2 separate regions of the Homo sapiens genome follow, and region 1 is linked to region 2. A link is an interaction called in ENCODE POLR2A ChIA-PET data of the cell type or tissue named here. Cell type or tissue: HepG2. All regions are shown on one strand. Each heading gives the region's core, and the rest is flanking DNA. Links, peaks and the distances in the headings are about the cores only. Region 1 overlaps CALM2 (calmodulin 2). Region 2 overlaps TTC7A (tetratricopeptide repeat domain 7A).

What was found. ChIA-PET counts read pairs that join two places held together with the same protein. Peaks named below come from ENCODE experiments on the same cell type or tissue, not always from the same donor. Only the 100,000 strongest peaks of a DNase experiment are listed, where the experiment ranks them.
Region 1: POLR2A ChIA-PET joins it to region 2 with 8 read pairs; 23 of 35 experiments call an interaction of 5 or more read pairs at or near these places.

What each region holds. Positions count from the first base shown.
Region 1 is chr2:47,155,872-47,167,156 of GRCh38, reverse strand. It overlaps CALM2 (calmodulin 2), which reads left to right. Exons shown (of 6, transcript NM_001743.6): 3 at 4,495-4,638; 4 at 4,765-4,871; 5 at 5,299-5,434; 6 at 6,353-7,073. The coding sequence ends at 6,381. Among named protein-coding and RNA genes, the nearest start is that of STPG4, 6.2 kb to the right of the region's middle. RefSeq lists an enhancer at 11,172-11,285. In HepG2, for the core only: no CTCF peak of the experiment used is centred there; a DNase peak (open chromatin) is centred at 6,766.
Region 2 is chr2:47,026,048-47,028,547 of GRCh38, reverse strand. The region is part of intron 14 of TTC7A (tetratricopeptide repeat domain 7A); the gene reads right to left. Among named protein-coding and RNA genes, the nearest start is that of TTC7A, 86 kb to the right of the region's middle. In HepG2, for the core only: no CTCF peak of the experiment used is centred there; no DNase peak of the experiment used is centred there.

The DNA of each region.
Region 1 (11,285 bases), core at 5,448-7,947, 130 kb before region 2:
GCCAAAAGAGTTCCAGTACATGATCTTTAAGGGATTATTAAGTTCAGAATTTTGTGAAGAAATAGAAGTTAATAAACAGTCATTTGATTTGTTTTGTAATTGTCTTGTGATAACCTATTTTAATAAAATTTTTAAAACATGTTATTTTAATAAAATTATATGTTTAGGTAATAAACTAATTAGGGAAGGGCCTTGGGGTTGCTAATGAACAAATAAAACTTGAGTAATAGATTTTTCTGAAAGTTTCAGTTTGGTCAGCTAAAATGGATTTTGGTAGGTTCCTTATATCTATCAATTATGTAGAAGATAGCTGTTCTGTGGCATTCAGGACCTGTTCTCTTTATTGTGTGTTTAGGTTTTGACTCTTGGATTTAATTTCAGGTCATTCCTGGGAGTTACAGTTTAGAATTATATGCTTCTATACATAAAGATTACGCTAGTTCTGAAGTACAGGAAAACTGTAAAGGCAGGTGAATTAAAATTTTACTTTGGGGTTTATTATTTTGAGTTTTTACAGGTATTTTTTACTCTTTAGTATAAAAATACAAGTAAAAATTTGGAATAAACCTTGACCTTTAAAAGAAATGTTATTTGTTCCTTTCTTGAATGAATAACAAATGGTATTAGCATAGATACGGTTTTATTTTCTGCATTTTACTTATTCTAGCAAACATTTTAAGTGTTATTAGATTTTTAAATTTCTCGAAAGTTATACATAGTCTTACACTATGCATCTTCCAGTATTTAGCTTTTTGTTAAATCATGTAATAGAAAGGTGATTACTGCTAATTAAACATTGGGAATTTATGCACCTAATGGTGGTGTTAAAAGATACCCATAGCAGAGAATGTAATATAAACAAATACCTCAAAGTCCTTTAATTTTCTTGTAACCTAAATTAGGTGAAAGGTGCAATGTGTCTGAACTCCAATATATGTATTTCTAGATATTTCTACATTCTGTTTAAAAACAGTAAAATTGAAATGTCTTTATCAATTGTGCTATTTGTAGGTGGAGACTCCCTGATCTATTTTTGTCATTAGGTTGATCTAGGTTAGCACTGTATACTATCTTCATAAAATCAATTAGTGTGGTATGAACCTTCTGATTGGTATTAGATGAGTTCCTCTATAAACCAGTAATATTTAAATAAGAAAGAATGCAGTTAGGAGGCAATTGTAATAGCCCTGGCAAAGGACGATGGAGCCTTGAACCAAAATACTGGTTGTAGAGATGGAGGAAAAATCAGGCAGTATTTAAATGATAGAATTCGAGACCTGTTGACAGATTTCAGACTGAAAGAGTTAAAAGTGGCTCTTGGGCTTTTGCTAGTACCTTTAGGGTTGCCTGGGAGTATAGAATTCATTTTCATATGTTTTGCTTGTCATCAGCCAGGGGAGCTATATCCTGTAGACAGCCAGAAATAAAGACATTTATTGAGCGAGATGGGTAGACTAAAGATATCTTCGTTGTAAGTGGGTATAGATGAAGTGGCCAAGGAGTGGAAAAAAAGGATAAAATTGGTCACATCTAGACATAAGAGACAGGAGTAAGAGCCTTTGGCAGTATATGGTAGGAGGAAAATCAAAGTACTGTTACGAAGGCCAAGAAAAATTTTGAGAGTTTTTCCATGCAGTTTTGGATGCTGCAAAAAAATGAGATAGTCTTTATCTTGACATTTATTAAGTATGTATTTGTTGGACATAGTTCTAAGTGTTTGACACATACTAATTTTTTTATGGGGGGTGACCAGGTGAATACCCCTTGTGGGCATGGTATACTGTGTCACCCCACTTACTGGGCACATTTATGTCATTTCACAGAAATGAGGAAGCTGAGGCAGAAAAGGTTTAGTAGCTTGTCCATATTGCATTGCCAGAAGAAGAAACAGAGCTAGGAAATTCTAACCCAGTAGTCAAGTTACAAAGTCTCATTTTAGTTTCTATGCCATATGGCTTCACATTGAAGCATGCTTGATGGATTGGGTGACTGACTAGTAGTCATTGGTAAACTCAGCATTTTCAGGTGATGAGTTGGAGCTGGATGTCATTTTAAAATAGTGGATTGTTTGGAGAGAGGAAATTGGTATGAGTAGTAGTGCCTTCCAAAATTTGGGGAGGGATAAGGGCAAGCATTTAAAATATAACTAAGGTTTCAATTTAGTTTTAGGCTAAGCGATGTGAAGATATTTATGTGGTAATGGGCAAATTAGTGGAAGAATAGTTGAGTCCAGGGAAGAGGTAATACGGAATGAAACTGGAAGGTGTACGCGAATTGGAGTTAGGGATAAGCAGGCAGGGAATAAATTGGCCTTGGACCGTAAAGAAGGTACACCATTTCTTACACATGTGTCACATAAATTTTCAAATGTATGGCTATGTTGGGAAAGCTTAATGGCCCAATGAACTTGGAAACTTTTTGTATTCATTTGCTGATAGGGTCTAATATTTTCTGGGAAATGACTTACTTGGAAAATACTAGCTTTATTATTTACTGATTGGTATAACTTTGCAGTATCAAAGTTAGTCTGTTTTAGTTTCTTTCTTTCTTTTTTTTTTTTTGAGACAAGTCTCACTCTGTTGCCCAAGCTGGAGTGCAGTGGTGTGATCTCGGCTCACTGCAACCTCCGCCTCTCGGGTTCAAGCAGTTCTGCTGCTGCAGCCTCCCCAGTAGCTGGGACTACAGGCGCACGCCGCCACACCCAGCTTGTGTGTGTGTTTGTGTTTTAATAGAGACGGGGGACTACAGGCCCACGCTGCCACACCCAGCGTGTGTGTGTGTGTGTGTGTGTGTGTGTGTGTGTGTGTGTTTTAGTAGAGACGGGGGACTACAGGCACACGCCGCCACACCCAGCTTGTGTGTGTGTGTGTTTTAGTAGAGACGGGGTTTCTTTTCTTTTTCTTCTTTTTTTTTTTTTTTGAGACGGAGTCTCGCTCTGTCGCCCAGGCTGGAGTGCAGTGGCGCAATATCAGCTCACTGCAAGCTCTGCCTCCCAGGTTCACGCCATTCTCCTGCCTCAGCCTCCCGAGTAGCTGGGACTATAGGCGCCCGCCACCACGCCCGGCTAATTTTTTTGTATTTTTAGTAGAGATGGGGTTTCACCGTGTTAGCCAGGATGGTCTCGATCTCCTGACCTCATGATCCACCCGCCTCAGCCTCCCAAAGTGCTGGGATTACAGGCTTGAGCCACCGCGCCCGGCCTGAGACGGGGTTTCACCCTGTTGTTCAGGCTGGTCTGGAACTCACCCTGAGCTCAGGCAGTCTGCCCACCTTGGCCTCCCAAAGTGCTAGGATTACAGGTGTGAGCCACTGCACCTGGCTTGTTTTAGTTTATCTGTAAATGGTGAATGAAGCCAGGTAGTCTGGAGTGTTGCACCAGCAGGAGGTTTCCATGTAATCTAGTGATGTATTAGAAGGAACATATAGCCGGGCACAGTGGCTCATGCCCTGTAATCCCAGCACTTTGGGAGGCAGAGACAGGCGGATCACCTGAGGTTGGGAGTTCGAGGCCAGCCTGACCAACGTGGAGAAACCCCATCTCTACTAAAAATAGAAAATTAGCTGGGCGTGGTGGTGCATGCCTGTAATTCCAGCTACTCGGGAGGCTGAGGCAGGAGAATTGCTTGATCCTGGGAGGAGGAGGTTGCGGTGGGCTGAGATTGCACCATTGCACTCCAGCCTGGACAACAAGAGCGAAAGTCCATCTCAAAAAAAAAAACAACAGCAGGAAGGAACATACTATCACAACAAGATGTTGAGGAATAATCAGTTTCACTATATAAGGTTGGGGTTTTAATATTCCAAAGAAAGCTCAAAATGATCTTTGTTCTCAGTGACATGCATTTAGCTAAAACTGGACATTTATATCTTGATCAGCCCATTGTTATAGACTCTTTATATAGTCCCTTCTCCTGCCTTACTAGAAAGGGAAAGTAGCCTGTTTTAATTTAGTAGGTGATTGATTTAGACATAGTGGCTAACTCTAAACACAGTATACAGAAACAGTTTAATTACTCTGTAGAAATACGTATTTGGGTACCAGTAGTCTTATTTTTGTTTTGTGAGTGTAGGTTAGGTCTGTAATTTTGAATTATGTTCCACAGAGCAGCTTCAGTGACAGAGGAGCCAGTCATTTGGGGATTTGGTTCTTTTCCTCTGTAAACCTAGGATAATTTTACTTAGGTCAGCATGAAAGTACAGTGGTATGATTGGTCAAAGATATATTTGAAATATTATCATAAGGTATCATAAAGATTGGTTAATCTTTAGGAGTCAAAGTCACATTTCAATTGCTACCTCCATTGGTATTTTTCCGTTAAAAGTTTTTGGGTTTTTCTGAGACGTGGGGTCTTACAGTTTGGCCAGGCTGAAGTGCAGTGGCTGTTCACTGGCACGATCCCACCACTGAGTAGGCTTTAAGAGTTAATACGTTTCATTTAGGTTACATTTTATTATTAATCTGTGTATTTGGATTGTGGTCTTTCTTTCAAACAGAATTCAAAGAAGCTTTTTCACTATTTGACAAAGATGGTGATGGAACTATAACAACAAAGGAATTGGGAACTGTAATGAGATCTCTTGGGCAGAATCCCACAGAAGCAGAGTTACAGGACATGATTAATGAAGTAGATGCTGATGGTAAGTCTTCAATTTTGTGGGGCTGGGAGGGGTTGAAGAAGTGATACTTAGATGTTTCCACTAAACCTTTGCTGTTTGCTTATATGTTTCCACTAAAGCTTTGATGTTTCCACTAAACCATTTCAGGTAATGGCACAATTGACTTCCCTGAATTTCTGACAATGATGGCAAGAAAAATGAAAGACACAGACAGTGAAGAAGAAATTAGAGAAGCATTCCGTGTGTTTGATAAGGTACGTCAAGGACTGGATATGTTAAATTTTGAGGATGAAATGAAGATACCAGGACTCATTATGAAGACTTGTGTTTTTTTGGTTGTTTTTTTTTTTTTTTTTTTTTTTTTTTTTGATGATTTACCAACATATTTTAATTACCAAGCAAAAGCTTTTTAAGAATTCAGTATAGACTTTCTAATATATGTATTGCGTTCATCTTGTCAAAGGAGGTGTCACTTGACTTTGGGACTAGGAAATAATGATTTCAATGTAGGACATTTTGCTTGGCTCTTAATGACATTTGTAGGTCAACTGTGTAGATTTGTATGCATTTCTAAAGTATGTTTTTCCCCCAATGTGAAATTTAGTAGTAAACTTAATAAATTTCCATTCCAACTCTCAAGTCTGTAATTTGACTCAGAAACTATACTAAATTTTTTGCTAGGATGGCAATGGCTATATTAGTGCTGCAGAACTTCGCCATGTGATGACAAACCTTGGAGAGAAGTTAACAGATGAAGAAGTTGATGAAATGATCAGGGAAGCAGATATTGATGGTGATGGTCAAGTAAACTATGAAGGTAAATGTTTCAGTCTCACGCCTCATTCTTCACTTTGATTTTTAAGATAAGAGGCTCTTTGTTAGGGAACTGATCGAAATTAGTGACCCTTCCCCTGAAATTAGGTTGCTAAAACAGTTACTTACATTTAACCTTCTTAAAATTCAGAGTGTTGTCTGCAGACTAGGTAACATTGCTCTGACTTGAGAACTTAATTTAGAAATATTTACTATCAGGTTCTATCCCTACACCTGGAATCAGCATTTTAATAGGATTCTTGGGTGATTCATGTATAAAGTTTGAGAAGCACTGTTCAGTGTTTGTGTGATTGTGGAACAATGTGGAAAGCAAACTTATTCCAAGTTTCCTAAAATGAAATTAATGTGACTTTCTTTCCCCGCACTGTATTGTCTTTTTTCTTTAATTGGCTTTAGTCTGAAACTGAAGTTTACATGTGCTTCAAAAGTATCGTATCTACTAACTTTTAAGATGGCCATATCAGGAAGCAAGGCATATGAAACTGAAGGATTTTGAGTAAAACTCTGTATTTTTTTCATGATGTAACTACTTAACTTAGAAAAGAGCATAAAATGTAATGTTATAAAAATTAAACCTAGCCCATAGCATTGAATTTACAATATTGTCTTGTAATCCAGCAGACTTAAAATTCAAGTCTAAACTAAGAGCCAAGAATGCTCTTTTTTATATTGGCCTATCTAAAGCGTTAATTTGGCTCTTACTAATAAACCTGAATAGTTATGGTTAATGAAGTTCCAGCCTGGGCAATAAACTAGCTTCCCTCTGTACTTAATGGTAATTCTGAGGAAAGAGAGGAATGGAAAGAGTACTCAGTAATTGAGTAAATGTGATTTTTTTTTTTTTTTTTTTTTTTTGGTCTTTTGCTATTGACTCATTTTTTGTGTACTTCTTCTTTTTCAGAGTTTGTACAAATGATGACAGCAAAGTGAAGACCTTGTACAGAATGTGTTAAATTTCTTGTACAAAATTGTTTATTTGCCTTTTCTTTGTTTGTAACTTATCTGTAAAAGGTTTCTCCCTACTGTCAAAAAAATATGCATGTATAGTAATTAGGACTTCATTCCTCCATGTTTTCTTCCCTTATCTTACTGTCATTGTCCTAAAACCTTATTTTAGAAAATTGATCAAGTAACATGTTGCATGTGGCTTACTCTGGATATATCTAAGCCCTTCTGCACATCTAAACTTAGATGGAGTTGGTCAAATGAGGGAACATCTGGGTTATGCCTTTTTTAAAGTAGTTTTCTTTAGGAACTGTCAGCATGTTGTTGTTGAAGTGTGGAGTTGTAACTCTGCGTGGACTATGGACAGTCAACAATATGTACTTAAAAGTTGCACTATTGCAAAACGGGTGTATTATCCAGGTACTCGTACACTATTTTTTTGTACTGCTGGTCCTGTACCAGAAACATTTTCTTTTATTGTTACTTGCTTTTTAAACTTTGTTTAGCCACTTAAAATCTGCTTATGGCACAATTTGCCTCAAAATCCATTCCAAGTTGTATATTTGTTTTCCAATAAAAAAATTACAATTTACCCAATGGTTGCTCTGCATCTGAGTCATTTAACTGTTGAAGTCTAATAATTTTGAAAATAAAATATGGCATTGGTTTCTGCTTGGTATAGTCTAGATAATTTTTTCTCGTGTGGGGAAGCATATGGAGATGGGTGGCAGAAATAGTGAAGGTGGGAAAGGAAGGAGAAAAGGATTGGAAAAGTGAGAAAAGAGGGAGAGAAGCACAGAAAATAAGAGGAACAAAATAAGGGGTGTAACTAAGGAGAGATTGAAGAGGAAGGCCGAAAAGATGGGGATCTATGGGGGCTGGCTTAGTGTAGTCACCTTTTGGGGGCCACCATCATGCGTGCCCACAACATTCCTCCACCACCATGTGTGTCGTACTGTGCTACTGTGTTAGATCCAGGATACCTGTGAGTTGCCTCTGCCCACAGAACAAGATGGTGGCAGTCATGGGAAAAGAGGGGCAAGTTTTTTGTTTTGTTTCTTTATCCAGATTGTATTTGACAACTTCAAAAGGCCCCAATGAAAGACTCAAAAACTTAAGTGTACCTAGTATGGGAATTGGCATAAAGTAGGTATTTACTGTTTCCTACCTTTATAGTTTTCAACTTTGGCATTTGTCCATGTTGACTTAAGCTGTGCAGTGATGTTTTAAATGTTTGCATGTTCAAAAAAAAACCAAATCTAGTTGGGGTGAGCATCCTTATAGTTTTACTTCTATTAACTAATATTTTATTCATTGTGCTTTTTAATTCTATAAGATGAGAATTTTCAGCTTGCCCATCTGCAACATTTTGCAAAAAAAGATGTCTTTAGGAGTAAATTGGCAATGACTACACCTTGTTTTAGTTTTTGCTGGCTTCTATCATTGCTTTCTCTATAATTTGAGCTACTCCAAAGGTGGTTATCAGGGTTTTTATTTTTTTAAAGTACCTTTTAAATGCTTAATGAAAGATTCCATAGCAAACCAGAGCCAAGATTAAAACATTGAGTGTAATTGTTACCTGGTTATTATAGCTACAAGGTCTTTAATTTCCCAGGGGTAATTCATTATTTGGCAGGTTACTGCCCCATTGACTATCTTAATACTACTATTAGTATGTTTTAGAGCAAGGGAAGTTACAGGCATTGATAGTTCTAATGGTATCACATACTCGGGTAATCAGTTAAATAGGAAGATTTTAGATGTGCACTCTACTCCCCTTAATTGGATGTAGTAAATTTTGTCGAAAGGAAATCCAAACAAGGTTTGTTTTTTGTAAAGACAGGGACTCATGTTGCCCAGGTTGGTCTTGAACTCCTGGGCTCAAGTGATCCCCTCACCTCATCCTCCCAAAGTGTTGGGATTATGAGTGGGGCTTTTTTAAAAGTTAAGTGAAATAATGAAAGTAAGGCCCTTAACATTGTCCTTGGCATTTGCATTAAGTGTTCCATTAATTGTGCTATTAAACCAGTTATGACCCTGAAAAATGAGGGACTTAGGCAGTCAATTTGTGTTTTTCCAGCGTCAACAATGAGGTTTATATAAATTGATATCAAGGTATAATTAACAAGGACAACAAAGGTAGGAGAAACATTTTTTGGGCTCTTCTATGTCATAATTGGTCATTTCTATTGTTGAAATCTTTACAAAAGTCACGAAGTCTTGGCATTTTGATTTTACAGGAAACGAGTAGAATGATTGTATAATTTAACTGTGGTCATAATGAGCTGGGTTCAAATCTGTTCCAATGCTTCCTACAACATAATCCTATTGGAACCCAGGACTGTGATATCACCTTCAAGTTGTGTTTTTGTTTTTGTTTTTGTTTTTTTTAGATGGACTCTAGCACTGTTGTCTGGGCTGGAGTGCAGTGGCGCAATCTCGGCTCACTGCAGCTTCTGCCTCCCAGGTTCAAGCAATTCTGCGTCAGCCTCCCGAGTAGCTGGGATTACAGGCGCCCGCCACCACGCCCAGTTAATTTTTTGTATTTTTAGAAGAGACAGGGTTTTACTATGTTGGCCAGGCTGGTCTCAAACTCCTGACCTTGTGATCCGCCCACCTCGGCCTCCCAAAGTACTGAGATTACAGGTGTGAGCCACCTCGCCCAGCCCCACCTTCAAGTCTTAACCATACTATTAGTGTTATATTAATAGGATTTTGGTAATTGTACCAACCATAATACTGTCTGGCATGTTTGCTCTCAGATGATTCTCCCAATAAACAACTATTGCAGTTAAATATCACCCTTGGTGTAACGTATTTTCCTAAAATTTTTAGAAGACGGCAACAATTTTAAAGATCTGATATGTAACAGAGGCACTGTTGAGCTCAATTATAGATATGTATTCTCAAGAGAAATGCCTCTCCCCCTTTTTGAAACTTACAATAATCTGGAAATAAATCTCAGTGATACTATATAAGATAATGTTTTCTTAAAGGAACACTATGTTTATCCTACGTGCTTAATCTGCTTTGTGGATAGTCCTTGAAATCATTGACCCATGCTGTTTCTATTTTTGAGATACTTAAACTATTTTCTCATCTAGATGTTCCCATCTCTAATGTCACACCTTGTATGGGTTTCTGGACTTCTCTGTACCTTTCATATTCTTTTAGTCTCGAGGGTACCAGTCCCTAGTCTGCTGAGCCAGTTTTACAGGCTCAGCCAAAATAAGAAAATGAAATGAGGCACAGGGAATGGACTTGATTAATCTCTTAACATTTGTGAGAACTTTGGTATTGCCTCTTCACTTTCTAATTTCAGTTGTTCATTTTAAACCTAGTGCCTGTTTTTTTTTTCAAGGCTATGTTAAATGAATTTAGAATCCCAGTATTTTAAGAAACTAGATGAAGTCCTCTAGTCTCTTGCTCCTCAAAAAGTCACCTACAGAATCACCCAGGAGCTTGTTGGAAATGCAGAATCTTAGGTCCTGCCCCAGAATTGGAATCAATCTGTTTTTTTAACAAGATCATCAGATATTTTGTATGCATATCAATTTTTGAAAAGCACTGCTGTAATCTAGTCTTGGATTTACTTAGAGGGGAAAACTAGTCAGTGGTTTATTCAACAAATATTTTAGTCCTTGTGTTCAAAGGGGTCAATTAAAAACCGTGTTTTGGGTGTTTAAAATTAGAGGAGAAACGATTTGTCATAAAATGAATCTTCCAACAATGATAGGCACAGGGTCCTTTGGGACTTAGTGGATTAGGCTTAGAGGTCTACTCAGAGGAGCTGACCCTTGAGATTTTCCAGGTGGTCAAAGAAAAGAATAGCATTTCATGCAGAAGAGCTAGCATATGTGGAGACAAATAGAAATGTGAAGATGGCATGTTTGGGGTTTTTGCAAGCATGATACAGCAGAGCATGCCATCCTAATAAGAGAAGTGGCCGGGTGTGGTGGCTCAACCTGTAATCCCAACACTTTGGGGGACCGAGGTGGGTGGATCATGAGGTCAGGAGTTCGAGACCAGCCTGACAAATATGGTGAAACCCCGTCTCTACTAAAAATACAAAAATTAGCTGGCATGGTGGCGGGCGGCCGAGGTTGTAGTGAGATCGCGCCACTGCACTCCAGCCTGGGCAACAGAGTGAGACTTCGTTTCAAAAAAAAAGAGAGAAGCGAGAGACTGGATTGTAAATGTTGCTTTTGTCCTAAAGGTAATGACAGCTCACATTTACTGACTGCACTGTGCCAGACATGGTTGTGAACAGTTCGAGTTAATCTTTTTTATAACCTATGTGGATAGGTACCAATTTTATTATCCCCTTCTCTATAGACAAGGAAATAAGCACAGAATAAGTCATTATATGCAACCAGCGTCCAAGTCCTGGTAGTCAAGGGAGGAGAGTGATTCAAGAATGAGGGAATAATCAATGCAGCAATGAAAATTGAAGGCCAAGTTTCATAAGAGCTGAAAATCCCCACTGGATTTGGCACTTGGATCCCTGGTGAGTTCAGGTGCAATTTTAATTAAAAGCTGTGTGCAGGCCAGATTAAGATGTTTTAAGGAAAGTATGGGAAGTGAGAAAAGAGTCCATATTACTCTTGAAAGTTTGTAAAGGGAAGCAGAAACTTCATGGTATAGGGCAGTGGAGCTCTAGAGTCAGGTCTGGATTTTAATTCTGGTTCTGCCATTTGTGTGTGATGCTGAGTGAACTGTGCTAAACGTCCAAGGAAACCTTTGTTTCCTCATCCAGAAAATGAAACTAATACCTACTTTGTAGGGTTGGTATGAAGATTAAATGAGACTAATGTGTGTGAAGTCCCTGGAATACAGTAGGTACTGTATAAAATGAAATTAAGGTTGTGGAGGGTTTGTTTTTAAAGGTG
Region 2 (2,500 bases), core at 1-2,500:
AATTTTCACTGGCTTGAGTTTGCTGCCTCCCTTCTCGGAGCACTGCATGAAAGAGGGCAGGCCCCAGCTGCTCCAGTAGCCCAGTCAGTGAGCCCAGGAGGGGCTGGTGCAGCATGGAAGGGCACCTTCTACTGCTCCCGCCAACCCTGCAGGCAGGACTCCAATGTTCTACTGGATCTGGCTGCAGAGGGCACGGGTGATTTGCAGCTGTGGCCAGGGCCCCACCTGCAAGTGGTAACAGGGTTATGGGGTCAGTCAGTGCCCCAGCACATCCTATGGGGACTATTTCAGGGCTGAGACCACACACTTGCTTGGCTGCCTGCCACCTTGCCAGGATGGGTCTCTGCCCATAGCTGGACTTATGGGAGGATATGGAAGGTTCAAGGAGCCCTTTCCTGAAGAGACCATTCTCAGCACAACACAACACCCCCAGGATGGGTCCCAAGAGTCCCCTGGATGCAAAAGACACCCGAGGCCCCTCTCCTTGCCTCCGATTCTACCTCCCCAGACCCATCTACATTCAGCTGTGGAGGTTACTACCCTCAGAGAAAAAGCTCCCCACCCCATGGGCCCTGGCCTGCGCACTCCTGACAGGGTCTGGGGAATGTTTCCACAAGCATTAAGGAGAAAAAAGAATTCCGGCAGTTACCAACATAAACTCTCTTCTTCAAAAGAGGCTGCCAGTCCTGGTGACTATAGCAGCCCCTTACGCAGTCCCATGTGACCTGTGAGGTGGCCCGCTGCCCCCCTTACGTCATCTCCTCGTTCTCTACAAAACACCCCAGAGTCCCTGGCCCTTGCACCCTGCTGGGCACCCCTGCACCATGCCCTGCCTGAGGCAGCCCCCACCTGCTGCCTGTCATCTGAGCTGATTGATCCTGCTCGTTTTGGCAAGTGGAGGGGTCCTATATTTGTGAATACACAAGAGCTGGGTTCTAGAGTTGGTGCTGCCGCTCACTCACCTTTGTCCCTCATTCTCTCTGAATTCAGTTCCCTTATCTGCAAATTAGGCATATGCTTTTCCACAGAAGGGTTCAAAGAGCTAATGTACATGCAAAAATGCTATCTTCTATCCCTTCCATTCTTTTCACACAGCAGAGCAAGTTAGCAGCAGAGCAGGCGCTCCCAGGTGGGGGTCCTGACTCCAGGCCAAGTGCTCTTGTGTGAGCTATGCAGGCTGCTAAGCCTGTGTTTGGTGAGTGACAGGCCTGGCCTCAAAGCTGTCGCAGGTCAAGGCCAGCCCTCCTTGTGCTGTGGGTCCAGGCGCACGGCAGGGCCCAGCTGGCCTTCTCCTCCTCATCCCTGATTCCTAGCACCTCCAACCTGGCCTGATTCCCCAGGATGCAGGGAATCCTCTCCCCCACACACTGCTGCTTCACTGAGCAGTGCCCTTAGCTTGAGGTTCTGCACCCTGTAGAAAGGCTGTGACCAGGTCTGGAAAGAGAGGGTTGGGAGAGAAACTTACGGCAGGCTGGAGGGTGGAGGGCCAGGAAGGCCTGGCCCTGGGATAAAGAATCTGCCAGCTACATACCCAGGGCTGACGAGGCCCTCCCCTCTGAACATGTTCACGCGGTGATGTGGAAAGAATCTGATGTGTGGCTGACAGATAAACACCCTCTCCTGCTCAGAGGCTCTGGGGTGAGGTTGGGGTGTGGCTCCTGGCTCTGCCACTTCCCAGCTGGCACCTTAGGGCAAGAGGACTCACCTCTCTGAGCTGCAGTTTCTCTGCTACAAAACGAGGATAATGGTTAAACCTATTTCAGTGTCCATGAAGATGAGACACTATGAAAAATGCCTTGCAAAGTACTGGTGGAACAAACACTTTTAAAGTGTGCGTTTCCCTCTTCAAGCCCCAAAGCCAGAAAACTAAGGAATAGGACAGAACCTTCCTTCCAGCCTGAAGGCACGTGCTCTCAGGCCTGGGAGCTGCGTTAGCTCCTGTGACTGACTCCATGTCAGCGTTCCATCCCTGCAGGAACCCCATGAGTCTCTTTTTAAGAGTCCTGCTCCTTGCCAAACCTCAGACCCAGCCTTCCACCCTTCTCGCGGGGCCTTGGGTCCCCAGTCTGCCTGGCTTCTGTGTTGGTCTCCAGCCTGGCCTCTGTGCAGGCTGTGGGCACCAGTGCCAGGCCCGGAGTTCTCCCCGGGCACCTTACTTTGTGGATAGGTCAAGGAGCATACGAGGAGGACACTAAGATCAGTGGGGCCACTGGCTCGGCTTGTCGGTGGCCCTAAGGCTGCTCCTGTGCTGGTGACTCTGCTAGAGCAGACCTGATTATCCTGGGCTACGTATCCAAATCCACAGCCATCACTGTGCCGGCCAGCCAGATGTACTCTTGGCAGGATGGGCTGGCTGGGGGCCTCAGAGACCCAGGCAGGCTAGGACTCTAGCTTACAGTCCATTCAGGGAGTTCTCGAGTTCTCAACTCCCTGAGGCTGCCAAAATGAGGTCTCCAAGGAAACTGGGCCCTAGGCTCCACTGGCTCCGCTGGCCTGGCCC